6 separate regions of the Mus musculus genome follow, and regions 1, 2, 3, 4 and 6 are each linked to region 5. Evidence: chromatin loops called from intact Hi-C (ENCODE). Cell type or tissue: left cerebral cortex. All regions are shown on one strand. Region 1 holds the start of Socs2 (suppressor of cytokine signaling 2). Region 2 has its middle 26 kb from the start of Mrpl42. Region 3 has its middle 42 kb from the start of Gm29684. Region 4 overlaps Cradd (CASP2 and RIPK1 domain containing adaptor with death domain). Region 5 has its middle 31 kb from the start of Gm40744. Region 6 has its middle 63 kb from the start of Gm29684.

Evidence for each region. Hi-C counts contacts between places; a loop is a spot of excess contacts. Peaks named below come from ENCODE experiments on the same cell type or tissue, not always from the same donor. Only the 100,000 strongest peaks of a DNase experiment are listed, where the experiment ranks them.
Region 1: a loop joins it to region 5, with 6 times the contacts of the local background. A loop is called at or near these places in 22 of 42 quality-filtered maps.
Region 2: it touches region 5 in a loop (10-fold over the local background); 38 of 42 quality-filtered maps call a loop at or near these places.
Region 3: a loop joins it to region 5, with 3 times the contacts of the local background. A loop is called at or near these places in 12 of 42 quality-filtered maps.
Region 4: it touches region 5 in a loop (2.8-fold over the local background); 8 of 42 quality-filtered maps call a loop at or near these places.
Region 6: a loop joins it to region 5, with 4 times the contacts of the local background. A loop is called at or near these places in 18 of 42 quality-filtered maps.

The regions. Positions count from the first base shown.
Region 1 is chr10:95,415,029-95,420,028 of GRCm38, reverse strand. It overlaps Socs2 (suppressor of cytokine signaling 2), which reads left to right and starts at 3,172. Exons shown (of 3, transcript NM_007706.4): 1 at 3,172-3,411; 2 at 4,838-5,000. It overlaps 5730420D15Rik (RIKEN cDNA 5730420D15 gene), which reads right to left and starts at 2,654. Exons shown (of 5, transcript NR_045339.1): 1 at 2,350-2,654. In left cerebral cortex, CTCF peaks have their summits at 1,920 and 4,192; DNase peaks (open chromatin) are centred at 1,955, 3,139, 4,164 and 4,958; H3K4me3 peaks cover 2,902 bases; H3K27ac peaks cover 2,746 bases.
Region 2 is chr10:95,473,068-95,478,067 of GRCm38, reverse strand. It overlaps the pseudogene Gm3619. Among named protein-coding and RNA genes, the nearest start is that of Mrpl42, 26 kb to the left of the region's middle. In left cerebral cortex, a CTCF peak has its summit at 1,901 (motif pointing right); DNase peaks (open chromatin) are centred at 377 and 1,913.
Region 3 is chr10:95,100,960-95,105,959 of GRCm38, reverse strand. No RefSeq gene overlaps it. Among named protein-coding and RNA genes, the nearest start is that of Gm29684, 42 kb to the left of the region's middle. In left cerebral cortex, a CTCF peak has its summit at 1,937 (motif pointing left); a DNase peak (open chromatin) is centred at 1,936.
Region 4 is chr10:95,231,496-95,236,495 of GRCm38, reverse strand. The region is part of intron 2 of Cradd (CASP2 and RIPK1 domain containing adaptor with death domain); the gene reads left to right. Among named protein-coding and RNA genes, the nearest start is that of Gm29684, 88 kb to the right of the region's middle. In left cerebral cortex, a CTCF peak has its summit at 3,081; DNase peaks (open chromatin) are centred at 1,621, 3,246 and 3,706.
Region 5 is chr10:94,990,220-94,995,219 of GRCm38, reverse strand. No RefSeq gene overlaps it. Among named protein-coding and RNA genes, the nearest start is that of Gm40744, 31 kb to the right of the region's middle. In left cerebral cortex, CTCF peaks have their summits at 2,906 and 3,582 (motif pointing left); DNase peaks (open chromatin) are centred at 2,873, 3,577 and 4,282; H3K4me3 peaks cover 494 bases; H3K27ac peaks cover 313 bases.
Region 6 is chr10:95,079,980-95,084,979 of GRCm38, reverse strand. No RefSeq gene overlaps it. Among named protein-coding and RNA genes, the nearest start is that of Gm29684, 63 kb to the left of the region's middle. In left cerebral cortex, no CTCF peak of the experiment used is centred here; DNase peaks (open chromatin) are centred at 1,487, 1,811 and 2,163.

The DNA of each region.
Region 1 (5,000 bases), 420 kb before region 5:
CCTATTCTGCTACCCTCAAATACTTGATTTGCTTTCTCTATATTCCCTCCTGGTTTTGCCCACTGGTACACATAATTGCACAATGCCGTTCTACCCTATTTGCTTGCCAGGAACTCATAGACATTTCCTAAGTGGCTCCTACAGTGCTCAAAGAGGATTTGAAAGGCTGACAAAATGTAGGGCATGGAATAGGCTAGAAAGAAAAGTTGAAAAATCCTAAATAGCTTGGTGACCTACGGTAAGCTGTGTGCCTACCGTAATCTTTGTGGCCAGTGACTCCTTGTTTAGGAGACTGAACTTTGAGATGAATGAGGGCAAGCCACCTTGCACTCAGTCAGGGAGAGATTCTAGAAAAAGAGGGTCTGTGCAAAGGCCCAGGAGGGAGAAAAAAACAAACAAACAACAACAAAAAAAAACACATGCTATGGTTTGAATGGAAAAATATCCCATGAAGGCTTATGTATTTGAGTCACTTCTTAGCTGGTAGCACTCACTTTTGAAGGCTGTAAAGCCTTCAATCTGTGGGTCCTACCCCTTTGGCAAACCTTGATCTCCAAAGTTACATAAGCACAGGCACACACTTCCACTTCCTCTGAGGTTTTCTACCAAGAAAGGATCAACCATTCATAAAATGTTGGTCCTAGTGAACCCTGCACATTGTAGAGGCTTAAAAAGTTTAATTTGGGCCTCCAACTCACTACACAGGAACTCCAGCGGGATCCGCCTGTCCGTTCATGCTAACCTTTCACCGACATCTTGTTTTTAAGTTTACAGAAAACGTTAGGGACCTAAAGAAGGTCATTACATTACAGTACATTACAGTACAACAGAAGTTACAAAGTAGCAATGAGGGGCTTGGGGATTTAGCTCAGTGCTAGAGCGCTTGCCTAGCAAGTGCAAGACCCTAGGTTCGGTCCTCAGCTCTGAAAAATCAAAACAAAACAAAACAAAGTAGCAATGATAATAATTTTATGGTTGAGGGGTCACCATGATATGAGGAACTGTATTAAACGGTCGCTGCATTAGGGAGGATGAGGACCACTGTGGGGCTCAGCTGAAGGAAGTGAGTTGCTGGTGTAGGGCACCGGAGTGCTAGATGTAAACCGGTTTCCTGTCTCCCTTCTAAGGCTGACTGCACCACTAATTCCTGCCTCCCGTGGAGGGTGCTTTCCAGGCTCCAAGCCTTCCTGCCATGTTGGAATGTGTCCTGTGAACCATGAACCGAGATCAATCTTTCCTCCCTTCCATCACCTCTGCCAGGTGGTTTGGTCATAGTACTCAGTAGAGTAAGGAGGCTGGAAGATTTACTACACCTGACAAAGAAAAATTAATCTGTATGATCTCAAAAAAAAAAAAAAAAAAAACACCACCACCAACAACAAAAAAACCAACAAAAAACCAAAACCCTTTAGGAGTGCAGAAGCACAGGCACACACTTCCACTTCCTCTGAGGTTTTCTACCAAGAAAGGATCAACCATTCATAAAACGTTGGTCTTAGTTATCCCTGCACATTGTAGAGGCTTAAAAAGTTTAACTTGGGCCTCCAACTCACTACACAGAACTCCAGAGGGATCCGCCTGTCCGTTCATGCTAACCTTTCACCGACATCTTGTTTTTAAGTTTACAGAAAACGTTAGGGACCTAAAGAAGGTAAGCATCCTGCTAAGTTACTCCCTGGCTTTACACAGGCTTTCTAAAACTTGAGTAAGAGGCATCCTTCCCATCAAAGATTCCAGGAAAACAGCCTCCCCCCTCCGCGGCCACACATACGAATCTATCGCTGACAAAGCCCCTGTAAGCTGGCTTATGTCCTCCCCTCGCGTTCACCATTCTGTAAGTGCATAGAATTATTTAAGAGGAAAAAAATTACTGTGGATAAAAATTGGTTCGGGGCCTTGGAATTGGCCGGTCGTGTTGTGTTTCCTTCCAGGGCCGGCAGGCGGGGCACCAGGCAAGGCTTGGAAGCCGCGCCTCTCTCAACCTCTCCTGGCCACCCTTGCCCAACTTCCCCATAGACACAGCTTCAACTAAAAGTGGCCATTGACCTTTCAAGCTTTTGAGCAGTGGGGCAACAGAACAGTATTTCAAAGAAAAATGGTTATCGAAATTTCGAATCCGGTTTTCCCATGAGTGTTTTTTTTTTGTTTTTGTTTTTCTGTTAAAAAAAAAAAAAGTAGGTCACATTCAAAGTGGGTCACGTTTCAGGAGCCGGCGTGCCTGGATGCCGGCGCGGAGGCTAGGTGGCCTCTTACAGAGTGGGAGGTGAGGGTCCCAATAGGAAAGAAGTACTGGGATCAATACGAACTCCGGGTCCCTGGCTTTGCAAGGATTCACAGAGACAAACGCACCAGGCCTGTGACCCCGCACCCCACCCGGGCACAGGTAAGGGCACCTCCTCTGTAGGGTGGCCAGGGTGGGTCTCCCGAAGGGCAAGCAGGAGTTGAGCTGAGGAGGAAAGGAGAAGCTGGGCAAGGCTGATGCAGGGGACTACCAGTTGGAGCTCCAGGGGGGAGGGATTGAGGGCAGTCTGCGCAGCTTTAAGGAGGCGCTCAGCTCGTCTCTTTCCTGGCCTTCTAGGATGCTGGCGGAGGGGACAGTCTCTGGTTCGCTTCCCGAGGTGCCCGGGAGTGGTAGTCGACCTGGGCAGTGGCGTGCTAGCTCTAGCTCTGTGTGTGTCTTAGAGAGGGAGGGACGGACATCTGAGCCCCGCCCCCTTCCCGCACGCTGGTCCTGCATCCCACATGGAGGAGAGGAGGGTCGCGTCTGGCAGGCGCACAGCGGGGTGGATGGCTGGCCTAAAGGTTCCCTCCTACGTGGAGGGCTGGGGAGAAGAGGGGCTGCTATTCGCGGGACCGAGGTGCTCAGCTGTTGCAGACACAGGGGCAGGTACTGGTGGCTTAATAGGCATTGGCTGGGGACTTCTCCTTGTTCCCGAGCACCCCGAGGTGCAGGGTCAGAGGAGGGCGGAGTCGCAGGCTTCCACCCCGCAGCCACCAGCACCAGCACCCGCACCGGCTCTCTCCACCCGGCTCCCTTGAAGCCTGCGCATTAGCGGCCGGGGCCTCTTTAAAGCGCTGGCGGGGGCTGCGGTCACGTGAGGCGGATTCCTGGAAAGTTCCTGGAAAGCGGCCTCCGCCGCGGCCGGGCGGGGCGCGAGGGGCGGGAGGCGGGGAGCGAGGGAGGCGCGTCGGGCTGGGAAGTCGCGCGCACACTCGGCTCCGGGGACAGACGGTTAACTCTTGCCAAGTCTCGCCGCCTCTGCGGCTCCCGGGCCTTGGGCTTCCCCCCTGAAGCATGAGCCTTTCCTCCCGCAGCCGCCAACGCTGCGCGGGTCTCGGACAGTGCGCGCCGGGACTCCAGGCGCGCGCCCTCAAGATCCCTTGTGCCCGGAGCCCGGAAGCTTGCGGCAGGTACCGCTCGCGAAGCCCGAAGGTTCCGCCCGGGGGGACAGTGGCCGGGAGGGCGGCGGGGTGCGAGCACGGGGGCGGCGGCGGACCGCCTGGGCGTCCGCAGTTTAGGGCGCCCCGGGAGAGTTCAAGTCGGGGCTCTGCCCCATCCGGACTCAACTGCCTCCTCTCTCCCGGGTTCCTTCTCGGTCTCGGGAAATTTTCCGAGCACCCCCACCCCCCAACAACTGCTACCCAAATTTATAATCCTAATAACCTGATCTCCCGCTCCTCCCCGCCAGCCTCCGCCCTTGCTCCCCCACCCCACCCCTTCTCTTTCTCCCATCTCCTCCGCTTCAACTGGAGGGAAACCCGGCACTGGCGAGCAGGGGTGTCAGCCTGGGGCGGAGAGGGGGGGGGGAAGCTAGGCGACGATCCCTGGGATTTTTGTCTGCCTTTGGCGCAGAAAAACTCGGTTGCTTTTACTGAGCGCAGAGCCGATTGCATCCCCAGGCATCTCCTTCCACAAATAAACGTCACCCGGGGAACTCAGACGGACACCCCTCCTTGCCCCCTGGCTCCCCCGCCCCTTGTCCGCTGGGGAGGCTGCCTAGTGCGGAGGCGGCAGTCGCGGCGGTGGAGGTAAGACCTCAGTCCCAGTTGATGGCATGGCCCGCTGCGCTCGCTGTTGCGGGCTCAGCCCCGGCCTCATTTGGAGCTCCGGCGGGGGCTGCACGCTCCGGCCGATTCCTCGACAGCGCCCGCGGCGGCAGCCGCAGGAGCCGCGGTCCGCGTTTTGGAGCGACCGCCGCTGAGCCCCCCATCCTCGTCTGGAGCGTGCTCCAGGAAGCGGCAGGAGTGGGGGTGAGGCCGCCTCCGAGGCAGGGATGCAGCGGCTGGCGCGCCGCTAGCGCACCGCAGCACCCTCGGCTGGCGACCCAGGAGCCCTGCGGCGCTTTAGGGCGTGGAACCAGGTTTTGCCGGATGCATCCTCCCAAGGGCCCTGGGGCTGCTCGAAATGTAAGATGGAAATGCCAAGTGCAGAGAACTGCCCGGTTCTTTGTGTAATGTTTTCCCCCCCACCCCCACCCCCCACTTGCCCATGACAAAGGCCTATCCATCCGGACCCGCAGGTGACTGTTTCCTGGGCTGCCTGTGTGTAATTCCAGCACACAGTTCTTCGGCGGGAAAACACCTTGTTTACTCTCATCCTGTCTCCCTCCTCACCCCTCTACTCCGGCCAACTTTAGTGTCTTGGATCTCTGCCCTTTTTACCCGTCTTTCCCCAGAGTTGGGCAGGGCGTTAGCTGGATGCTCGGGGTTAAATGGTACAGAACACGCAGGCGGAGGAGTCCCTGGGATTTTCCACGTGTCTGTTTACCCACCCCCACCTCGGCCGTAGGGGTTCAGCCCAGACTGACCCAATCTCTGTTCCATTGTTTCTTCACAGGCGATCTGTGGGTGACAGTGTCTGCGAGAGACTTTGCCACACCATTCTGCCGGAATTTGGAGAAAAAGAACCAGCCGCTTCCAGTCCCCTCCCCCTCCGCCACCATTTCGGACACCCTGCACACTCTCGTTTTGGGGTACCCTGTGACTTCCAGGCAGCACGC
Region 2 (5,000 bases), 480 kb before region 5:
TAGTAATACCAAGTAGAATATGCTGTGGAAGCCATTGGACATGCAGGCACCTGTTTGGGAATTCTAGCCAATGATGGAGTTTTGCTTGCAGTAGAAGAGGTGTAACAGCCACAAGCTTCTTGATGGAGTCGGTTGGGGTTTTTTGTTTGTTTGTTTGTTTGTTTTCTGGAAAGTTGATAAACTTAATGAGGACATGGCTTGCAGCGTGGCAGGCACAACACCTGATGCTAAGGTCCTGACTAATTCATTGCTCAGAGGTATTTATTCCAGTAACAGGAGCCAATTCCACGTGCGCAGTTGTTTACAGCACTGTGCTATCACAGAGGCGCATGCGCAGTTTGGAGGGAAGTGTCCGGTTGCTGTTTCCTTGCTGTGTATTGGCTGGGGTAAGCACCATGGCTTTCAGGTCTGTTAAGAGTGACCCAAGCGCATGAGCATTGGAGACAGCAGTGCCCGAGCTGTGTCAGTGTTGAAACCAGACTACAACGCAGGAGAAAGGACTCTGAAGTCGACATTCGCTCTAGCTGTCAAGATGATAAAAAAATAAGACAATAGATGTTGGTAAACTGTCAGCTGAAGAAGTAGAAATGGCCACCCTAAGGAGAGAATGGAATGGCCGTGAGCATGGTCCTCAGGCAAAGGAAGTGGAACAGTTGACCAAAAACCAAGAAGAGGTAGAAGGGAAATCTCAGCAGGAGAAGGAGAGGGAATGGAAAGGAGAAATAGACAAAATCGTGGATTTTATAACTCCCGAGAGGCACCAATTCTGTTAGAAGCCGTCCTGGCCTTTCACTCCGGAAAGGTTTTCTTGTTTTTTCTTTTTTAAGTTGCCCATCAGGGAATTAGGCCATTAATACTGAATCGGATCCTTGTCTGTCCAGTTGGGTGCTTTATTGTAATGATGGACATCTTTATAAACATCTTAATCTTAATACATAACTTTTTGGAATAAAACTTAGACTGACAAAAACAGAATAGTGAACAAAAGAGAAGAAGGTTAGCAATAATTGACAGTAATGTGAACCTCTTGCCCAATGGGAGCACTTAGGTTCTCTCTCTTTTTTTTATTGCATCAAAGAAAGTAAGTCTGATACAAGCTTGTCAGATATACCAACTTTGCTCCTAACTTTAAAACACTATTAGTCTTTTTCAAATTTATACCGAACAAAGCTATTTATATTGAAAAAAATTTATATTGACTTATCTGAACAAAGCTATTTCTATTGAAAAAAATTATATTGACTTATAATAAAAGTTTTACAAAGATCAAGATAAGTTATGAGCATGAAAGAACAAGGCTTGTAAGTAAAATTAAATAATTAAAAAGTGTTTCTGTGAGTCCAGAGTTGACCAATGTGGAACTCTAGAAGGCCAAACGCAGTCCTGTGTGAGTACTTTAGCAAATTAGACTTTAATGTATTGAAAATATAGATTAATGTAGTTCCTGAATTATGTCTTTTTTTGTTTGTTTGTTTGTTTTTGTTTTTTTTTTTCGAGACAGGGTTTCTCTGTGTAGCCCTGGCTATCCTGGAACTCACTCTGTAGACCAGGTTGGCCTTGAACTCAGAAATCCGTCTGCCTCTGTCTCCTGTGTGCTGGGATTAAAGGCGTGCGCCACCACGCCCGGCTCCGAATTATGTCTTTCATGTGTTGCTGATTTTGAGTTTTCTAAACAAATAGTAACCCATCACAGTCTTACTTCCTCTGTATCTTCCTATCTCTTCCATGGCTGAGACAAAACTATTACCTTCCTCACTACCCTTCTATGAAAAACCACTTACAGGTTTTAGTGGCCATTTACAATTACATGTGAGGGATGCTACTTTAAAAGCAGCCCTAGGAAGAGCCGGAGAGGCTGTGTTGCCTTAACCTGCGGAACACATTCTCGACGAAACCGCCAGAGGGCACTGTGACACAGCATTCAGCCTGAACCGCTTACCCTGTGGTTGTGACTTTGAAATGCCAGAATGGCAGAGAATTTGAACATTGCTACTTGAGAAAGGGTGGTTTGATAATGTCATTGCCGGAAGTCGTTCTACTCGTCTATCATTAAGTATTTATACAACAGCTGGTTGTGAGAAGATCTGCTTTCTAGCTGGCCAACTCAAACATCCTTAAGATCAGTGCTACTTGCTAAATATCGGCCGTGCTACTTATATTTTTCTAATGACATTCCCAACTGTGGATGTTTTTCACTATCATTTTTTTTAATTAAGTTTAGGTAGAAAACCTTGACTTACTCAAAGATAACATTGTTAACTGTTTTTGTACTTTCATATATAAAAATAAATCTTTTATGTATATTTAAAGACATCAGATTTCTTTTTGTTAGAAAATATGTTTTTTTTTAAAGATTTTTCTTTTAATGTGTATGGATGCTTTCGTTGCAGGTGTGTCTTAGTAACATGTGGGTGTCTGGTGCCCTTGTATCTCCTGGGACTGTAGTTACAGACAGCTGGGAACTGACTGACATGTGGTGCTGGGAATTGAACTCAGGTCCCCTGGGAGAGCAGCCAGTGCTCTTGACTACTGAGCCATCTCTCCAGCCCTTGTACTTTCTTTTTTGTTTTTAATTTTAAATGGTGTGTGTTTGTTTGTCTCTCGTCTCTCCACATGTGTCTGTCTGTGTATATGTTTGTCTGTCTGTCTGTCTCTCCGTGTGTGTGTGTGTGTGTGTGTGTGTGTGTGTGTGTGTGTGTGTTCTGTTGGGGACTGATCTCAGGGCTTTCTTTATACATGTCAGGCAAGCACTGTGCCTCTGAATTGCCTCCTCACAAGGGCTAAGGGTTTTGTGACTCCTTCTTTTGGTCCCACAAACTCCTGCCTTCCTAAGAAGCTAACAACTCTAGTCCCAGTCAGCAGAGGTAAGAGAACCCATTAGTTAAGACTCTTGATTTCCAGGGCCAAGAAGCCCATCCATCCACAGTAGAGTCCAGCAATGGGAGTCTGTTGGAGGAGGATCACAGGACTGTAGGAAAGTGAAGCTGGACCATGGGGAGACGTCAGCTGAGGACTTGGTTCCTGCCAGTAGGCTTGCTTTTCATCTTTTGTGGTTGTTGTTGTTGTAAACATTTATTCAATGTATGAAGAGGGTGTTCAATTCTCTCTTTCTACCACATGGGATCTGGATATTGAACTTGGCCGGCTTGACGGCAATCTCTTATACCTCCTGAAGTGTTTGGTAGTTCCCCGACTCCTGGTCTGTGTGTGTATGTGTGTGTGTGTGTTCATGCATACCCTGGTGTGGTGTGAAAGACAGAAGACAAACTTGGGGAGTTAAGTTTCAAGGCCTGAACTCAGGTCATCAGGCTTATACAGCAAGCACTTTTACCCATCAACCAGTTGACGTGCCCATTGTTAAGCTGCTTGCCTCCTCCTCCTCCCCCTCCCCCTTCCTCCTCGTTTTCTTGTTGTTGTCGTCGTCATCGTCCTCGTTGTTTTTGAGATGAGGTCTCATAGCTCTAGCAGGCCTAGAACTTACTGTGTAGGCCAGGCTGGCCTCTGTTTCCCGAGTGCTGAGTTTGAAGGCATGTGCCACCATGCAGGGCGGTTAGGCATCTTCTAGTGTGGTCATTTGATGAATGTCTGTCTCTCCTACTAAGCTGTAACCTTCACAACTGGGATTGATGACCTTATTAAGTTATGTGTCTTGCATGGCTCCTAGTGCTGGCACTGCCTGGCCTTTTTACCATCCCCACATAGTTTTGTAAAAGCAAACTGCCTTGGCATGAAGGATTTTAAGTAAGGAGTCCCTGTGGGACTCAGGATAGAAATGTAGCCACAGAACTCCTGAGACTGAAGGATTTTGAGACAGTTTATTTGTGTGTTTTCTTGAACATAGAAACTGCAGTTTTAAAGCTGCTTATTAGAGTATTTTATATCTCTCCTCAACTTTACCTGCCTGCAGCTAATCACTTAGTAACATTAAAGCTGAAAAAATATTCAAATACAAGACAGCTTCCATATGTTCTAGGAGACATCTTTATCTTTAATTCCAACTATATTTTTATTTGTGTGTGTGTTTGTGTGTGTATGTGTGTGTGTGTGTGTGTGTGTGTGTGTGTGTACATAGTTCCCATGGAAGTCAGAAGTGAGCACCAGATTCCCTGGAGCTGCAGTGCCAGAAAGCAAGCCATGCAGGAGTTGAACTTGGGTTCTATGGAAGAGCAGCAGGTGCTCTTACTGAGCAATCTCTCCAACCCTAATTATAAATACTTTTAAGAAAAGAGCTGGGCAGTGTTGACACAGGCCTTTAGTTCCAGCATTTGGGAGGGAGAGGCAGGTGGATCTCTTGAGTTCAAGGCCAGCCTGGTCTATAGAGCAAGCCCCAGGAAACAGAGAAACATTGTCTCAAAAACAACCAACCAACCAAGAACAGCCAGCTTGCCAGCAGTTATTGCTTATGTTCTTCATGAAAGCCATTCTGACTTGGACCACATGAAATCACAATGTAGGAATATTTGTTTGTTTTTGAGACAGGATCTCTCATAGTGTCTGTCGGTCTCCACCCCCAAGTGCTGGGATGAAGGTGGGGGACCTTGGTCTGGCCCGTCTTCCCCACCGAGCCGTGGGGGTGGAGCATGAATATACACATTGGGATGCTTCAGTGTACTTTTTGATTTGCATTTTCTTGATGGTTAAGAATGCCAAACATTTTTTCATGTGTTTATTGCCCCCCCTTTAAAAATTTGATCAGTATCTCTTTTGTTCATCTGCCTACCAGTTGGTTGGATTACTCATTCTTTTACTGTTCTTTATATATTCTAGATATTAGCTCCTTATCAGATGAATACGATTCCTTTTTTCTTATTTTGTAGACTGTGGCTTTTTCTATTGATCGTTTTCTTTTGCTGCGTGGAGGCATTTTAATCTAGTGCCGTTTATCAGTTCTTCATCTTATTTCCTCTGCTATTGGGGTCTCATTGAGAGGGCCGGGCCGGTGAAATTGCTCAGCGGGTTAAGGCACTTACAGCTCAAACCTGGCAAACCAACTGTGCTTC
Region 3 (5,000 bases), 110 kb before region 5:
ATATACTACTGTGTGTGTATGTGTGTATATATATATGGACATATATATATATATATAGTATATATACTACTATATATACTACTGTAGAAAGTGCTCATCAATATCTCTTATACATGAATGAATGAATGAATGAATGAATAAGCTAAATGATTTTGTACATTAGGAAATTAAAGTCAAAACCACTGTGTTTTGCATTCTGCAGAATGGATACACAAAGTTGGCCTTAAGTAATAGCTCCCTTCCAGAGACCGTAAACATGGAATCTCCTAGAGATTGAAAACTATTATTCTACATGTAATTATAAACCAAATGGCATTTAATTTATCTTTCTTCCTGGCTGGGGTGCTACACATTATAAAAATTTCCAGAAAAGGAATGGCGGGCAGGAGCAAAGTTTCCTTTGATGTCGTAATGGCTGATGTTGACTGTCAACTTGAGGGGATGCGGAGTAACCACAGGAACACCTGCCTCATCTGTGTACATTCCTGTGTGCAACAACCGCAGGAATAGCTGCTAGGTCTGTCTGTGTGGAAGCATCTAGATGGAGTTAATTGGAGTAAGAAGAACCACCCTAAACTTGGATGGCACCACTCCAGAGCTAAGGGTCCTGAATTGAGTAAGAAAGGGAGAGTGTCTCCACTGGGCTGTGGACCTGGCTTGGTGGCTAAGAAGACATACTGCTCTTGTAGGTCCTAAAATTAGAATTGGGCTGCTCACAACCACCTGTGAGTCCAGCTGCAAGGAATCCAAATCCTCTGATCCCTCTCCCCCTCCCCCTCCCTCTCCCTCCTTCTTCCCCCTCCCCTCTCTCTCTCATACACACACATAAACACGGTGGGGGGGGGGGTTCTCAATTAAAAGTAAAATCCTTTTTAAAAAGAGGAGAGACTAAAGTTTCTACTCTCTGATTTTAGATGCAGTGTGACCAGCTGACACAAAGCTCCTACTTAAACAGTGAGCCAGAATCAACTTTTTCTTCCTTTGGTCGTTGGCTTTCATCTGGCATTCTAGCCCAGCAACAATCAAAGGAATTAATGCAAATATTACCTTTCAAATGTTTGAGATCTACTTCTCAACCCTGCCTTCCCAGAAGTCAATGGCCCACAGGAGTGAGTCTGTCTTCTTGTGGGGAATAAGAAAGGGAAGCTGGCCCTTCAGAGTTTGTGCCTTTGTATGCACCTGTAATGTTGCAAAAGTAATCACCGTTGCTTAAAAGACCTCCACTGTTTGCTAAGTACTATGGTAAGTTCTTGGCTTTCAATTCATTTACTCCTCACTGCAGCCTTTAAAGTACCCTGATATTCCTCTCTCTCATGGGATGGAAAACCTGGGATCAGGGTTAAGTTACTTGCTTATGAGTCACATACTGAACATGATTCAAGCAGGACTCTACCCTAAACCTCTCCTCTGGGACTCTTCAACCCATGGGCCTCATGAGAGCATTTCTTTTCTGACATATAAGGCAATTGCTTCTCATTTTAAATTTCTTGAAAGTACTCTATGTCTTGGATAACTTTAGTTTTTTGCTTTCTTTTAAATTTTATTTAATTTTTATGTTATACAAAATGAAAAAAAATAGGGGGTTGGAGAGATGGCTCATGAATTGAGACCACTTATTACTTTTCTAGAAGATCTGAGTCTGGTTCCCAGCACCCAAGTCAGGGCAGCTCACAACTGCTTATGACTCCAGCTCCAAAGGATCTGACATCTCTGTCCTCCTCAGGCATCCAAATTCATGTCCATATGCCTACATGTACATACATCACACAATCTAAAATAATAAAAACATATTCTTAAGAGTAAATGATTAAATCCACCCCATCCCCCCAATATTTCCTCTCAATTTGCTTTTTTTTTTTCAACCACCAAATCTACTGTGTTTTATGTCTTCTGTGTTTTATGAGCATGAGTGTGGGGCCATCTACTGGAGCATGGATAGTTGCTCAGAGGCCACATCTCTGAAGCAAACTGACTCTCCTGCCTCCAGCAGTCATGGATTCCCATAGCTCCTCACCTAAGGGTGGAATTTGGTGACTTTCTCCACCATTTGTACTGTGATCTTGTCTGGCTTGATTTGAATGGGTCTCATGCATGCATGCTGTCATAGCTGCTGGGAGCCCATGTGCATAACTGACCTCTCCTGTTTCCCAAATTCTGTTTCACTGCAGTCACCAACTGTCTCTGGCTCTTACAGTCTCTCCACCCAACCCTTCCTCAATGATCCCTGAGCCTCATGGAGAGGGGAGCAGTATTAATATCTTGTTTAGGCTTGATGACTTTAATCATGCATATTTTTATTAATACCACTAAGGGCTTTCTCCCTTTTGAAACACGGTCCTTCTGCCATGAAATTGAGAAGAGTGAGTCTGCATAATAGTTTTACTGGAGGCCTTGCAAATTGTGGGATTTGGGTAGGATGCAGAACTTAAGACCCACATTACTGTAGACTACATGATGTCATAAACTGGAAGACATAAACTCATACATTTATAGATTAAGCCTGCTGTCTACACTTACATACCTTCTCATGGTTTTCTCCCTCAATTTGGGACCTTAAAAATTCACAACTCGTAGTGAGCATCCATCATCAGTAGATGACCTAAAGAATGCTCAAAATGCTACTTCTGCCTCCGTTTCCGGGGGTAGGGCGAGGTAATTTTACCTTTCTGAGTTTCCCCAGCCTCTTGGGTGGTGCATCCTGAGGCTCCAGATGTCTTTCTTGGCTTCAAGGACGTTTGGTCTTCACTATCAACCCATCCCCCAAATTATATAAACCTGAACCATGCTGGCTGACCTCTTGATATCACAGCTCAACCACAGCTGGAGACTACAAAACATTTTGCAGTTACTCTTACTAGTGGATTACATAATAGACACATCCTATCTCAGCTACTTGAATGGGGAATAGAGTCCTTCCTTGTTCTGGCTGTTGGCACTGCTTTTTTGCTGTAATCTTTTGATTTTTTGATAGAGATATGCTGGCAGTCAGTATGTTCATATTTTTCCAATGGAAGTCAAGTGTGATCATTTAGTGCTCCTCAAATATGGGTTGTTCTGTACTCAGCTGGAATTGCCATAAGAGTTTATTTAACTTCTGCAGAATTCAGATATTGTTCAACTCTAGCCACAGCCAAGGTTCTGGCTTTCACTTTAGTTACTCTCTGACTGTCCCCTTTGGAGACCCCTGGCTGCCCTTCCCATTCATCTATAAAGATTGACTGCCAAAACTCTGTGGCATTTTAGGGATTCTTTTTTCAATTTCTCTAAGCTTATTGTTAATCTATTATGTGGTCCATCTCATTGACCCTCTTTAACCCGATGATGGTCGTTTCTAAAGCTGTGTCTTACTGGAAGCTTTTAGGGCTTCTCATTTGATAGAGAAGTTTCAGGCTTGGTACTGTAGTCTTTCCCTCATAAATCCCCCTGATCTATTTCCCTTTGTCTCAATGACCTTCTCAGCTGACATCACCTTTGGGCTGGTTGCCTTGAGAAACGGGAGAGATTGGGTATGACAGCACTAAGCAAGCATCCTTAAGGCATGGCGAGTTCTAAAGTAACCGAATCTCAAGGCTGGGTGGGTACCTGGATATTGGTTAGTCCTAGATCCCTCCCCACACAAGAATTTGTTCTTGAATATTCACAGTCCCTCTCCTCTGCTAGAATCCTTCCAAGCAGAGATCATTAGTTGGCTGAGCCAACTGTTCTCTTGTTTCAAGTTCTAATTGCTAGAGTTATTCAATTGAACTCTGCTTTCTTCCCATTAGTTCTAGGTGTGCTGTTGGGAGCAATACAAGTTAAGGGTTGATTTCTTAGAAGACCATACTAACTGCTCTTGTATGTTGGGGTCTCTACTGACTGACTTATACTTAGTCGGGGTTCTTGTAGTTGTAAGTAATAGGAAGCAACTCTGGCTAACTATCTCAGCTTTCTTTGTCCAAATAAGAACTACTCCAAAACTTGGTGCCTCAAAGAAATGCTCATTGCCTCACAGATGGTCTGGGCCAGAAATCCAGAAGCAACTTACTAGGTGATTCTGGGCCAGGGTGTCTCATAAGGTTTCAGCCAAAAATGTCCTGCTACAGTCATCTGAAGCATTGACTGAGAGTGTGGCTCCCCTTCTGAGCTCTCTACCATCACTAATGGCAGTAGGTCTCATTGTCTTTTCAGCCATTGGCCAGAGCCATCCTTCTTTTTCACTTTGGTATATCTCCAACACAGCAACTGGCCTGGTACAGGCTATAAGAAGGACAGGCAAGGCAGTCCTTGTATGACTTAATCTCTGAACTCGGTAATAAGGCTTTCTCCCTCTCTCCCTCCCTCTCTCTCTCTCTCTCTCTCTCTCTCTCTCTCTCTCTCTCACACACACACACACACACACACACACACACACACACACTTTCATTATTTCTTTTTCCAGTGTTGAGGATTGAACTCATAGTCTCATGAATGTTAAGAAGGTACTCTACCATTGAATTAACATATACCTTACTTTTTATATTTAGTTTATAGTAAGTATACGGTCTCTGGACCAGAGCCACAATGATTATTTGGTTAGAGACTATTTCAGTAGCTGTTCCTTGTGTCTCATTGATGCCTAGGAAGGACATGGGCCAAGACAGGTTGATCTTGTGCAGGCAGAAGAGTCTGTTCTACAAGATGGGGATTATCTTACATCTGGAACATTTATTCCAGTACCTATCACAGAAAGGAGACAGGACCTACAACGTAAAGTAATAGTCTCTAGGGGGAAATAGGAAGTACTCTGTCCAGGGTTATGAGTATATGGCCTTGGGGAAGGTAAGATAGATTTTATAATAGATGTCAATTGCACTAGCTGGGCAGGTGACTGTGCACAACTTTAATCTCAGCACTCAGAAGGCAGAGGCAAGTGGATCTATGAGTCTGAGGCCAGCCTGGTCTACAGAGCGAGTTCTAGGACAACCAAGGCTATACAGAGAAACCCTGTCTCAAAAAAACAAAAACAAAATACAACCAAACAA
Region 4 (5,000 bases), 240 kb before region 5:
AAGTCGGGTCAGAGAGGGGAAGTTGAGCTCAGCTGCTGAGTCAAGGACAGGGAGAGGAAGACCTAAGGTCACAGACTGAGCCCGGCTCATCTTAGGGAACAAGTACCGTCAGTTTGAGATTTAGCAATTAAGCTCTTCCTACGACAGTGGGAGTGACTGTTTCTCTGGAAGCGTTTACTCCCGAACAGTGTCCTAAGAATGTTCAGAGGGAAGTCAGCCTTTTAAGTGGTTCTCTGTTGTGTTGATGGGCAACATTTAGCTCAAGGAAATAGGATTAACTTAGCACTGCACACCAGCAGTTAATGGAGAAGCAACAGCCCTCTTCTCCAAGCCCACATGTCCTTGTGTCCGGTCTTTCAACACTGTCTGCATCTCTTCCCTGACCTGTGCACAGATTGGATTAAACCACAACCCCCCACACCCTCCGTTTAATTATGCTCAAGTCCGAGGTTTTGAACTCAGAAAGAACTGGGGTCCCCGTGGTCCATATGAAAGTTAATTAATTTTAGGTAGCTGCTGCTGGTCTACCAACTGTTTACTTCAGAAGCCTGGGGCAGCACATGTGTGGGGTCAGTGTTGACCCAAAAGCCAAGTGGCTTGGGAACAGGCAGAAAGAAGTCTTTTCCTTTGTCATTCTTGATTTTTCCCCCCCTGTGTTTTGTTTTGTTTCTGTTTTTATCTTACTAACTTCACTGAAGACTATTCTTTTGAGAGCCGAGGCCATAACTCAGTGGTAGAGCCCTTGCTTTGCATATGCAGTACCCTAGGTCCAATCCCCTACACTACCTAAAAGCAAGCAAGCAAGCAAGCAAACAAACAAACGAAACCCCCGGACAATAAAAATTAGACTTTGTACTTGATTAGGACCCCCTAATCACACAGAAACCTCAGCTACTATAAAAACTGCTCAATAATTTTTCCCCCGATTTCTTTGTTTCTTTGTTTCTGGTTTTATTGTAAATTGCTAAAGAAATGGCACCAATGAGGAAATTTGATAAGTGATTTACTGTGAGGAGGCAGAGAGAGCCTTGCTGGGCTGGACGCGTGGCTTGAGTGGGGTCTGGTGGGTATTTTTGTTTTGGTTGCTATTTTTAGCTGAAGCCCCGTGGCGGGCTAGGGAGTAACTACGCTCGGTTATGTTCATGACAATTAGAACCTTTCCCTTGAATCTGTGAAGTCCCAGTCGTTGGGAAAACCACACTACACCTCCCTGATTGCCAAAGCACCCCCCTCTCTGATATAACTTCCTCACATACAATAAATGAAAAATAGCATTTTCTCCCAAGTATATCACACAAGATCATGTGGATTATTCTTTCTGATTATTAGTCGAACATGAATCATTACACAGAACCATGCAGGGCTTTGTTTGCTAAGTGTATTTTGAAAGATAGCTAGCCATGGCCTGCAGTAGAATTCCTTTTGGCTCCTGTGTTAGTTTATTGAAAGTAGAACTCACTAGACTCGTGAATGCAAGAGCAAGGTGTCTCCACCATCTTCTGAGTTGAGGATAACTTTCATCCTTTGCCAGGCTCCTTAGAGACTGGCTGTGAGCAGCCCTGACTTAACTTCAAAGCACAGCTTGTCCCTTTGCCATTGGCACCACAGCATCTTAATTATGCTTGGACAGCTATTATTAGGATAGACAAGTGAGTAAGAACTTTCCTTTGTTGGTTTATATTGCTGTTTTGTGTGACATTGTATAAGCTTAAGCTCACCCAATTATCACAATTGCCACATGCCAATGTACAGTCATTGACGGAGACTCCGAGTTCTTTCAGTGTCTGATGGATTGTTTTATTTAGTTCATAGAAACAAAATGTTTCTTGCCATGCCATCTTCCTAAGCCACAGTCTGGACACAACTGTTCTATTAATGTGTTTCTGACCAACTCAGAGAGCTGTTTATTGACTAAATCCTTGGGTGACTGATTGTAAGCATGGTCCTGGTTATGACTGCAAAAGAAGAAAGTTGGGTATAATCAACTTTATTAACAGTGATTTCAGGAATGTGTGCTTCAGAGAAAGAGGGATATTTTCAATGTTCACATACTTTCAAAGGAGGAAAATAAAAAAGGGCAAGTCCATACAGCAAAAATCACAGTATTTTAGATAGAAAAAAAGAGGGGTGGGGGTGGGGGTGGGGGTGGGGAGAGGGAGCTGTTTTAAGAGCAAGAAACTCTTGTTGGACTTGGATCCCAGGAGAACACACGTTAGACTAAAGGGGGAAACAAATAATGAGGCAAGAATCAGAAGAGTGATGTAAACCAGCAGCCAAATAGCCACAGAGCTTAAGGCCAGACCTAACTGTGTCTAGAGACTATGGAACCCACCAGAAGAGCACCTTTATGACTGAGTCCAGAGTGAGGGGAGGTGGAGACTAACCAGGCTCATGGCTCAAGGCAGGTGGAATAACGTTAACATATAACAGTGATTGAGAGTGAACCCAGTGTATGTGATAGGTAATGATAATAACAGTTATTACAATCTATTGACTTTCTATTCAGGGCTGGACACAATAAAAGAGGATTTAATTATTTTTTTCTAGTACCCGTGACAGCTGTGCATGGTAGAGATTACTGTTATCAACCCCGTTTTACAGAGAGAATACCAGGCCACGGGAGATTTCATAACAAGCCTGAAGTTTGTAAATGAGAGGACAACATTCATATTCGGGTCTGACCTGTTTTAGTGTCTGGCTCTTGGCAGGGGACAGTTTCATACATGTATGGCGTATTTACAATATATGCATTTGTATGCGTCTGTATACAATGTATTGTGATCATGTTGGTTCCTTAGAACCCCCTTCCCCTCTCTTGCTGACCCCATCTCCCCAATTAACCCTCTCCTACTTTCCTTTTATTTTTTGGACTCACTGGATTTTATTAGAGTTGCTTATGTTGGCATTGGATAGGAGTTATTTATTGGAGCCTAGGCAACATACCGGGGCTACACCACTGAAGGAAATGAATGACTGCCTCTTTTGAGTAAGCATCCCAACTCTTATGCCTACTAGCACCAAGCTTTGAAACAGATTGCATGTTTCCGTTTAAATTACTATAGTGTCAGGCACATAAACCAAGATAAACCCAATAGATGGCATTGAAGAGCCACAGCGTGGAGTCATAGCTGAAACAAGGAAATGGAATACCATGATCCTAAGAAACGTACGTAGCTGCCGGCTGGCTCACTTGCTCAGTGCTCTCCTACACTGGGCAGAGCCCTGAGCGTAATCTGCAGCACTGGAAACGGACCATCTGGATTTCTTCTTATAGGTCCACTTGAGACTGTTTGGAGCCAAGAATTTTGATAGTGATCCCTGGCAAACCAGACTTGGTGTCAGGGAGCTGCTCTGTAAAGCTGTAAGTGACGGAAGAGATGCGTAGGAGACAGCCTATGCGTTCACAAGGTGTGCCAACTTCGATTCTCCCAACCTGTGCTCCTGCCCTCCTCTGTTCCTTCCTAGCTATTTAAATGGCGATCCTATTGTTGGAGGATTTCATAGGGGATTGCGAGCAAGGGAATTCATCTGGGCTCAGTAAGGCAGATTCATGTTTGATTTAGCTTCTTTTGCGGAGTATTGATTTTAAACAGGTTTTGCTGCAATAATATTGTGGTTATGTCATCCCTCTGGACCATCAAAATAGCAACTCTTGTCTAAAAAGGAAATACGTTTCTGGCCTGGATTGTTTGGCATTTCCTGGTATTTATTGGCTCCCACATGCCTGTGAATCTTCTGTGTCAGCATTCCTTGTGCTTATATTCAGAGGAAGGAGGAAGAACAAGTCAGTGTCACCTCCTGAGAGCAGCAGTGTGGGCAATGGTGACCTCTGGATGACACATCACATCCGTTCATAAACTCTGCTAGGGATAGTCTGTTCCTTACCATAGCAAACCCAGTGGTCTGTCATTTAGGGACTCCCACTCTTCCATTTTTCAAGATCCAGAGTGATTTGGTTGCCTTCTGTCTGGCTCCTCAGAGTCTCCCATCTTTCTGCGCAGCTGTCGGTTCTCCCAGCATCTTAGAAGATAGCTCACCTTGGCTTGGTAACTTCAGTGCATATAAACTGGTTAGGCTGATGCCTATCTGGGGTGGGGGGGGCTTTAAACCCTGTTTGTGTTTTATCTTTTGAAGTAGGAAGAATTTGGCATGGCATGGCCAGTAGCTTAAAGTGAAGTAGGAAAGACCTCCTTACAGTTTTGGAGATTTGAGACGAGAGTATAGTGTATCTGTTAGTGTTATGAAGATAGTGTGCATGCCCTGGATAGGATATAGAATACCTCTGCCTTTTAAGACTCTATGATTATGAACAGTTCCGTTTCATACATACACACTTGGGTACTGTCCAAATCAAATTCAGGGTCAGGTAGATGGTAGGGTGGGTAAAAAAGCTGCACAAGACATGGTGATCTGTGACCCCATCACCCCTGAGGTGAGATGGGAGGTGAGGCAGGAGAATGGATCTGAAGCCACAGGCCAGCTCTTTTGGAATGTGCATTTCAGCAGCCCTCATGATCAGCACATGTGTGCTGTGGCATGCATATATGAAGGCATGCGTGTTCCTGCGCACACTCTAAATAAATAATTGAAAAACCTTGCAAGTGGAAAACCATTGCATTATGGCGCCATTGTTACCCAAGAAGACTGTGTCATTCCAAGTTCCCAAAAGTCATTGCTGATTTGATGACTCACAGGGAACGGATGGTGGTTTGGAAATGGGTCTATGTTAGCAGCCCTCCAGTTTTTTACAGATGCTATGAGGGTATCTGTGGCTCGGGCGTAAGATGGTTGGCCGTCACCACTCCCTTTATTCTAAGTGGTTGTCTTATTATTGACCACTGAAGAAGAGAAGTAAAGGTTTAGCGAAGGACCCGTTTGCATACACGACTGTGCTGAGGCCTAAACTTGGCAGCAGTTTGAATTAAAATGAAGTTTAACCTGCCCATAGTCAGGCTGGAAGCAGTACTGTAACACATGTTTAGTTTCTCAAAACAAGTAGC
Region 5 (5,000 bases):
TTTGACTCTTGTTATCATGCCAATGAACCTGGAAGACATTCTGCTAGGTGGAAGCATCCTGTCACAGAAGAATACATGTGATCCCATTTGGGTGAGGTGCCCCTTGCCTCCACCTAACTCCAGAGCCTTTTTGTCCTCTACAAATAGTAGCTCCTCCTGCCTCCCTCCCTTCAACCTCGGCACCTACCATTTAACACTATGTCTCAATGCAGTTGGGCATCCGATGGGTAAACGGGATGATGGTCCTTGGTGTCTCTCTGGCATCGCCTAGCATAGCATCTGCAGATACGTTCATGTCACAGCACAGAAAAGGACAGGTGTCAGCACAAGACACCCTCAACACCAAGTTCTCACCACAGCCATCACTCCAACCCGGGTTTTCTTCTCTTATTCAGTTCACTTAACACATATTTATGGAGTACCTTCGACATGATCTACCATCTTTGGACTGCCCCGTGCTATTGAAGAGAGGAAGACAGGAAGTCCCAGTGCCCAAGATTACACACAGACGGAGACTAAACGGGCAGTTAAGTGAGGTCGCTTCAGGTTGCCCTGAGTCCTCGGAAGTAGCTACAGCAGGGAGCAGGGGATCTACTCACTGCCCAGCAGTCTCAGGGGAGGGAAAAGTGCGCCCACGGTGATAACTGAGGCCTTAGCAGGGATGAGCAGGCCACCAAGGAGGCCGCGGGAAGAGCATATGGGTGAGGAAAGGTCCAGTTAGGGCTTGGTTAAAGAAGGGGAACGAGACTGCCGCCATCGTGAAATGAGCAGAGAGCAGGCGGCCAAGGCCGGCAGGGCAGACCACGAAGGCAACAGGAAAGACGCTGCCCGCTATAGGAGCGCACAGGAGGAGCAGTGGTCTGAACCCCTTATTCAGAGCTCTGCCTGCAGTTGCAGGTAGAGGTGATGACCTGAGCCTCTGCCTTCTTCTGCCTTCATTGTTCTGAGAATGACACAGGCAGGGCCACAGAGAGCCCACCTGCCTGCTCTGGGACTACAGATAACATGGATGGTGGAGGCAAACTTCTCTGTCTTAGTGAGGCTAACAAGCATACTGGACTTGTCTTAATCTTTTTTTTTTTCTTTCTAACTATCCAGGACCCAGTCCTGATTGCTGAGTAGATATTTCCTTGGAACTGAAGCATATGCCCACCTCCACCCCAACTCGAACAGAGGCTTGTTAAGGAAATAAACAAAACTTCTGAGTTTCAAGAAGCTATGGAAATTCACAAGAGGGGCCCTCCCTTCCCAACACCATATAAGGAGTGACACTTTTTTTAAAAAAGATTTATTTATTTATTATATGTAAGTACACTGTAGCTGTCTTCAGACACTCCATAAGAGGGAGTCAGATCTCATTACGGATGGTTGTGAGCCACCATGTGGTTGCTGGGATTTGAACTCAGGACCTTCAAAAGAACAGTCAGTGCTCTTAAGCGCTAAGCCATCTTTCCAACCCGAGCAGTGACACTTACTGGAGGTAGGAGGCCGGGGGAGGGGAGATGGGACTGGAGCCCAGCCAACCTGGGTCACACACACCGGAGAGTTGTGCAGAAAGCTCTGGGGATTATGTGGTTAGCAGTTTGGGGATAAGCTTTTTCAGCAGTGCCACAAGCCTTTGTGTCACCAAGTAGCCCTAATAAATTCACTGGCTCACCACAGTAGAATTGTTCCTTTGGTCTGCCGTGGATGTCCTATCTGGGTCAATAGACATTTCTTCATGTCTCCCCAGAACACACTAATTCTTAATTTCACCTGTTCTTAAAGGCCCAGACCCAGAATCATCCCTTTGTAACACCTCTCAGCCAGCAGCCTTCCTCCTTGGTCTCTAAGGTCCTTCCTGCATCCTTGGTACCTGCATCCTGATACCTGCTCGGCAAGCACTGAGAAACAGCTGCAGCACCCAGATGGGCATCTTGTTTTTAGAGCGTGTTAAGCCTCACAGGCAATGAGTGATGTGAATTCAACATGCAAAATGGCTGGTGCTCAGCCCAGGAGTGTGGTGCAAAGCTGGAAACAGAGTCTAGCCACACTCTGCCTCTGGCTTCACCTAGAGAAGGGCTATGCGGAGAGCAAAAACTCGCAACTTCCTTTGTTAAGTTTGCAACCCAAGAGGGAGGGGAGGCAGAAAAGAGTCCTGGCTGAGGTTCAGGTAAGGCTTGTTGTCATCCCCACCCCCACCCCATTCTGCCTCTCCTCTCTGGCTGTCATCTCAGGCATAGCTCACTCTTATCCCTACAAATATCTCTTCAGTTATCTCCTTTCCCACAAGTTACTTCACCCAAACCAGCAAGCCAGCCCGCTTTCCCAAGCCAGGTCCCTGGCATCCAGAATGTGCCTAATAAAAACACATGTTGTAAAACTAAATGAATGAATGAATGACTTTTTTTCATGCAAAGAAGAACGAGCAAATCAAATGGGGGAGGGGCCGGAGGCTCCCAGATTTTAAAAGAATGTATTGCATTGATAGATTAGATTTTCTCTCTCTCTCTCTCTCTCTCTCTCTCTCTCTCTCTCTCTCTCTCTCTCTCTCTCTCTCTCTGTGTGTGTGTGTGTGTGTGTGTGTGTGTGTGTGTGTATGAAGCCCGGCAGGACTCTCCATTCCGAACAAGCTTTCTTTAACTGGTTTCTCAGTGGGGTAACCTCTCATTTCCCAGGAGCACCAAGAAAGGCAAATCAATATTCACTTAAGATAGCAATGTGCCCTAGAACCACAGGGGCCAAAGGGGTAGAACATCTCAAGACCGCGTCCAAGGTCAAACATAAGTGTGTCCGGAATTATCTCAGTGTAATGAGCCAGCTGGCCCCTGGTGCTTCACAAGACGGCTGGGTAAAGATTCGGGCTGGCCTCAGGCCTTGGCCCAGCAGGGAGCTGAGACGGGGGAAGGGCGCCCTCTGCCGAGGGTGAAGAAAAATACAACCTGGCAGTTGGTGAGCCCTATGCCTAGATTTCACTTCTAGAGGGCCATTTAAAACAAAAAACAAAAAAAACCTCAACCAGAGATCAAGCCAAGGAGCTGTTCCTCACAAGCCCTCTCTTAGCCCCTTCCCTTCAGCCCGGTGGCTAATTGCAGTCCTTGATCCCAAGGAGACAGTGTCCCCCCACTCCTGAGGCCTTCGTTTCTAAGAAAAAGACGGCCGATTATTACTTTTTTTGTTCCCTATTACCTTCCTCATCTTGGGCTCTAGAGCTCCGGAGCTAGGGGTCTTGGTCCTGAGAAAGATCTCAGACACTTTTGAGTAGGAGGGAACTCAGACACACCCTAAAGCCACACACACACACACACACACACACACACACACACACACACACACACACGTCAGTTGCCTGTCTATAAAACTGCGAGGCTGTATTCGACAGTCGGGAGGTTCCAACTCTCGTGGTGCCTGCCTGGTGTCCTATTTTAGACCCAGAATGCGTCCGTCCGCAGAGAGAGAACAGCGGCTAATGAGGGATCGTGAACCAACAGAAACAATGGCTGGGGACCACCTAAGCACTTTCCTCCCCCAGGGAAGGTAGAAATGGCTTTCTAAGGACCTGCGTCTCTTTATTGAATCTTGAGTGACACCTAGTGGTCCACCCGCCTCACCGTTGCCGAGGCTTCTGCTCAGAGGAGCTTTAAGTAAACTGGAGCTCATCTTTGCCTTCAAAGACCTGGGGAATCAAAGACAGCCTCGCTGAAGGTTTCTAGCACTTCCCCGCAAGCATTGTCCTACGTGATTCCGAAAGAAACGCTCTTATCTGGAGAGCTTGCTCAACTGGCACATCGTTCTAGCAGCGAATGTGTTAAGCTAGACGCTCTCCTAGGTACTGGGAACACAGATGTCCCAGTCTAGGCTCCTGCTCTCTAGAAACAGCCTAGGTTGGTGCAGAAAATGGACCCGGGTTTGGGGGAGTGTTTTATTTAAAAAACACCATAGTCCACTGGAAAAATGGAGTGTGTGTGTGTGATTTGTGGATGGAGGAGAGCAGTCACCACTTGAGCTGGGTCCTGGAGGTCAAGTAGCGTGACAGAATAAAAGTGGATTGACAGCCCACAATGTACACATCCTTCCACTCCGTTGTTCAAACAATGAACTTGAGGGCTGCTGGGAAGAGAATCTGTGGGTGTGGTTAAGATCCCCGGGTCTGCCAATCTTAAAAATCTAAAGCTTGTCCAAGGCAGGCCTCGCCCAATCAGCTGAACACTTTAAAGGGACTGGAATGTTCCTGGCAGAAGAGATTGGAGACTCAAAAGGACTCTTGTGGAGTTTTCTCTGATTGGTTGTTCATTAGGAATTTGGCTAGCCGGGAGAGAGCTGAGAGCCAAACTGTGAGAAAGTGAGTTCTGACAGTGGCCAGGGCGCTGGGAGAGAAGCCAAAGCTTGCTTTGCGAAAAACCAAGTCCCAGCTGACGCCTGAGTTTAGCTTTGCAACACCACAGAGAGAGGACTCAGGCTGTCTGTGCTGGTCTATAAAACTATGATTAACCAATTGGAGGGGATTTAAGCTGATAGCTATGCAATGTGTTCAGAAGCCACAGAAAAATGGAGGGGGTTGGCCACTTGGAGAACAAAAGCCATCTGGCCAGCAGGACCATGCAGGCAGACGACAAAGGAAAACGTAGCATTGAGAACAGGCTTTGGATGGGAGGCACAGTGTCCTTGGACAGACTGATGGCTCCCTGTACCCCTGTGTTCACAGCGTAAAATGGAGTCGTCAGTGGTTTAAACCTAGAGTTAGTGGTGTGCCTGCATAGACAGGGCTCGATACAGCTCAGGAACTATCAAGTGGTCAGAAGATGTTAGGCAACTCTAGTTGTAGCTCTTAATCCACAGACAAAGCACTGGGCTGAGAGGCCTTGGTCATGGGTTGGTTTTTTGTTTTGTTTTGTTTTGTTTTGTTTACTGGGATAGGGGGCATCTAAGACTATATATCCCTGACCCTACCTTTGTTCTTACTAAATCAGACTCTATAAGTAAGGCCCAAGGACCTGAACTCACAAAGAGCTTCCAGAACG
Region 6 (5,000 bases), 90 kb before region 5:
CTTCCTCCTCCTCCTCCTCCTCCTCCTCCTCCTCCTCCTCCTCCTCCTTCTTCTTCTTCTTCTTCTTCTTCTTCTTCTTCATAAGGTCTCCTGTTGTCCAGGCTGCCTTAAAACTTAGGCTTATTCTCCTGCCTCTACTTACCTAATACTGTAAACAGGTCTGCACCACCATCATGCCCAGTTTAGAGAATCTGGGAAGCAAACCCAGGGGGTCTGAACACGTAGGCAGGTCTACTCTGCCAATCGAGCTATATCCACAGCCCCCTATAAAAGACTTTCACTTATTTCTTTGAAACATCACGTCTGCCTCTAATCCATTCCACACAGAGCCTAACTGGTCCCTTTAAAAATAATAATTTCATTTTCAGAGACTCTCTTTCCTAAAAATCTCTAGATATCAAAGCATTCATTTCATCAGGGACGATGAAGTCATCTTAACTTACTCAAAGCTGATCTTCCTAATTGATCAAGACATTCTTTTCTTCTCTACTTACTAGAAGAGTCATTAGAATCCTTCTCCTGCCCTTACCACCAACTTCCCGAGACTGGCTTGGGAAGGTCTTCTTCAGCCTGCAAAAATTACTTGTAAGGGTTGGGCTTTGATGGTCCTCTCTCTCTGTGTTCTTGTGTAGTGTACCATATCTTGTCGGTCCATACATGCAGGCCCTGTTTCCCGAAATGGACTGTGAGTTCTGTTTATGCTTTGATTTTCTTGTTTGTGTGTGTGTGTGTGTATGTGTGTGTGTGTGTGTGTGTGTGTGTTTTCTTAAATGACTGGACTCTGCTCCCAGAGTGGAGGCAGACATGGTTTGCAGGTGTCCTCAGGTCAGAGAGGAGATGCTATAGGCTGGGGTTGTGCTGGAAGGAGAGCGAGGCACGGAGGTGAAGCAAGGCCCAGGGAGCAAGGCAAGGTCATGAGTACACAAGCAGAGCCCAGGATGGAGAAGTGTGGGAAGGCATTGGGATACAGGCTGCAAGTTGGAACAGGGCAGACTGTTCAGAGCCGTCGTGGTTGAGGAAATGCTCCTGGGAACTGTCAGGCTTGCTTCTGTGCAGGATCAGCCATTAAAACAGAACTATGTGTGTAATCGGCATTAATGCATAGAGAGGCAAAAGCATAAATCAAAGAAAGGCTGCCTAATCCCGTGTTGAAATATCACATTAACAAGAAATTTCTATGGCTTCCTCAGTCTCCTACAACCAGTTTTATATTAAAAATACCAGCTTGGCAACTTTCCCTTAAACTATTGGGGTCTCTTGAGGCATCTTTAATGTCGTACTTAAGCCAGTGTGGAAAGGACCGCCTTTGCTACACATACTGGTAAGACAGCCTGGCTTACAAATGTAGCACATGGAAACACACAGATACCACTTGGGGACTTGTGCAGATTAGATCCACAGGAAACCTTGCTTTTTTCCCCCTCCGCCCCCACCGAGTCTGAGGGACAAGCCTTCTTGCCACAGCTGCACAAAATTAACATCCGGCTCCTGCCAAGAAAGCAGGTGACAAGCTCAATGGGTCTCCTTGGGTTCGATTTTTGCCATGGCAGGAACGTGGACATTCTGACTAGGCATTTGTCTGTGGAGCTAGAAGGATGGTAAATGGGCAAGGAGGGGAGGGGAGTCGGGAAGCAGAAAGCAGCACGTGGGAGCAAAAAAAAGAAAAAGAAAAAAAAAAAAACACCAAGACAAAACCAAAACAAAATCCAGGTGATAGGAGCAAGGGCAGCTTGCATTCGCCCAAGCGCATGGAAACAAGCTGACTCACGAAAACCAGGGAAAGAGCGGAGAATTTGTGCATGCATGGTGTGAATCCTCTAAGGAAGAAGGCAAACCACCAATTCCAATTAACCTTGTGCGTTATAAGCAAATCTGAGTATTTTGATCAGGAGCTTCTGAAATTGATCTGTATTGCCCCATGCCCTGATAACTGGTAAACTGCATCAGAAGTGAGACACCTGGGGGTTAGGGGCAGAAAGCCCCTTCCTTTATGGGGTACAACTGCACTCATGTGGTTTCCCTGTTGGGAGCTGTGGGTATTCTAGACTGGGCCGAAGGGATCTTTACCACCCACGCTGCCACCCAGCGTGCCTGTTTTCAGGGCTTTACACGAAGAGGGATATTCATAGTTCTTTGTATTCGAGAATAGACAATCTTACTGGCTTGCAGAATTTCAAGTGCTAGGGTGGCCAACTGCTGCTTGTTAATTGTTCAGGCTGGGAGTGGGCATCTGTTGGGTTTTAGAAATTCAGGCTGGGTGCCACATTCCATTACTAATAGTGCCCAGTTTCTGGTTCTGTGAGGCATGAGACTCATCCCTCTCCTTGAAGACAATCTAATATTAACCTCACCAGGTCCCCTCCTTTTCCTCAGACAAAGAGTAGGTCTGAGAATCACAGCACCCATGAGTTCCTCCCCTGTGTTTCGGGTCCTGCTTATTTGCATTCTGATTTTGATTTTTGGTTTTCTGAGACAGGGACTCTATGCACCCAAGGTTGGCCTAGAACTCAGTATGTATCCAGGCTGGCCTCCAACTCAGATTTTTTCCTGCCTCAGCCTCCGAACGCCAGGATGACAGAAGTACACGGTCACACCGGGTGCATGTTTAGTACTGACCAAAAGGGCAAAGATACTGAACACCAGGAAATGCATCTCACCCACCATGGTGTCCCAGCAAATAAAGTTGGGTGTTTTTACAATACCGAGATCCTTAAGGTCGCTTGGGGTCAGGCTGGGTTTTCCAGTCATCTGCGTGTTTGACCTCTTGAGTTTATTTTCTTAGCTTTCCTACGTACTTTCAAATGGTCTTTCAAAAACAGCTGACGTTGCCAGGAGTGTGCTTGCTACCCGTGACCAAAGCACTTTATTTCATGCAGATTCATATCTGTTAAAGTCTCTTTGATAGATATTCAAAATAAACGGTGACTATTGTGAGCCCAGTAGGTTGGGTTCACAATACATGAATGTTGGTTTATAAAACTCTCATGTCTTTTCCAAGGCTCATTACTTAACACCATATCTTGTCGTCCTCATCTTCTCCTGCCTTGAAGTCCATCTTATGATTAATTTGTTGTTCATTTTAACTCTGTTCTCAAATAGCCCCTATGTATAATAAATGGGTGATGCATTATCTACAGCCCTGATTACCCCAAATATAATTCACTCTGTCAAGTCTAAAAACGGGATGCCAAGTTTTTAGTTGTGTTGTTTTTGGTTATACAAGATATATGTGTATTTGTCTAACAGTATTAAAGAACAAAGGTAATAATGTGAGAAGAACAAAAATACAGTAAAATATCAAAAGTAATGGGGTAGGGGATTAGGTCACGTGCAGAGCCTTTAGGCAAATGGAGCTCCCTTACAGAACAGATCGTATGTGATACTTCTGCTCTGTCGACACAGAAGATTACAGAAAAAAGGGAGGCGTGTCCTCACATTCAATCTGCTGAGGCCTTTAGCTACCTTGACCTCGGGCTTCCCCACCTCCAGAACTCTGAGACGTAACACTCTGATGCCTAGCATTCACCTAGCCTCTAGGGTATTTTATTTTTTTTAATTTATTTTAATTTATGTCTATGTGTGTGCCTGCTTGTCTGTATGTGTACCACATGTGTTCTGGTACCTGTGTAAGCCAGAAGAGGGTGTTAGAACTCTCTGGAACTGGAGTTACAAATGGTTATGAGCCACCTAGAAGGGGTCCTGGGAACTGAGCCCAGGTCCTCTGCAAGGGCAGCAGGCACTCACACTCTTAACTGCTGGGCCATCTCAGCAGCCTCCAACAGGTGGACTAAAAACCAGAGATGCAGGGAAAGGCATGTGGACTCAGGAAGGAACAAAGGTAACTGAACCTATGGGGCTTTAGCTAAGTAATAGGCCATGTTCTGTTTCCTACAATTTAATTAATTCAGTCTTAACAGTTTGACTAGGTATATGTCATTAACACAAGTAACACCCATAATTAATGAAACAGATGGCTTACACTTAGTCAACTCAAAGCGGGGTTATTAAAGTTTTATTTGAACTGACACATCCATGCCATCAAAGCAACAATTAAAAGCACGTGTGAGCAAAGACTGCTCTGATGGTTTCCCTTTGATGAAATAAATATCTAAAATGAAGCCTTGTCTTGTACCCAGAAATTCATCTGAAATTTTGTGTCAACTCCTAAAACTTGAAAAATGCTGCTGCCTTTGTGCTTTGCCTCATAATTAAAAAAAAAAAAAACCCAAAACTATAAGATAGAAGCAAAAAGAAAATTGTCTACTTCCTTATTTTTATTCCTAGTTGTGTAAGCTGAAAACATAGTGCGATTCTCTGAATATATTATATGGAATGTTGGAGTGATGTTTTATAGCTTGAAAAAGGGTCAGTGAGCACATTCACAAAGGCATCCAGTAGCCATGGTTGGTCACAACCTTCACTTTGTTTTAATTTTGCAAAGAAATGTGAAGATTTAAAAAAATTGTTTATGTGGTGTGTGTGTATGTATAAGTGCGTGTACCTGCAGAGACCAAAAGAGGGTGGTGGCCATCCCAAGACTGGAGTTAGAGGTGGTTATGTGCTTGGAACAGAACTTCGGTCCTTTGCAAGAACAGTGCCTGCTCTTAACCACTGAGATATCTCACCAGTTCTCAGACAGAGCATTTTTAAAAAGCACATTTAAAAAAAATATTTTAAAAACGTACAGACTGTTCTCAGACTCATGAACCTTCTGCCTCTATCTCTTCCACAAACCCTACTGGCATACTGGCATATTTCATCACAGTCAGAAAAAAAAAAAAAAAAACCCTTAAAGGAGATCCCGCTGATAACCTAGAGGATTATTTCTTGAATTATTTCCTCATTCTTCTCCCTCCATCATATCTCAAAGCCGACACCCCTCCAAGACCGTTTTTCCTCTATGGACTGTGCTCAGCTACCCGCCAAATTCTTGGATGCCCACAAACCCTTTTAAATCTTCTTCATATTCCCCCACCCCATTTTTTCATCATTTTAAGTTT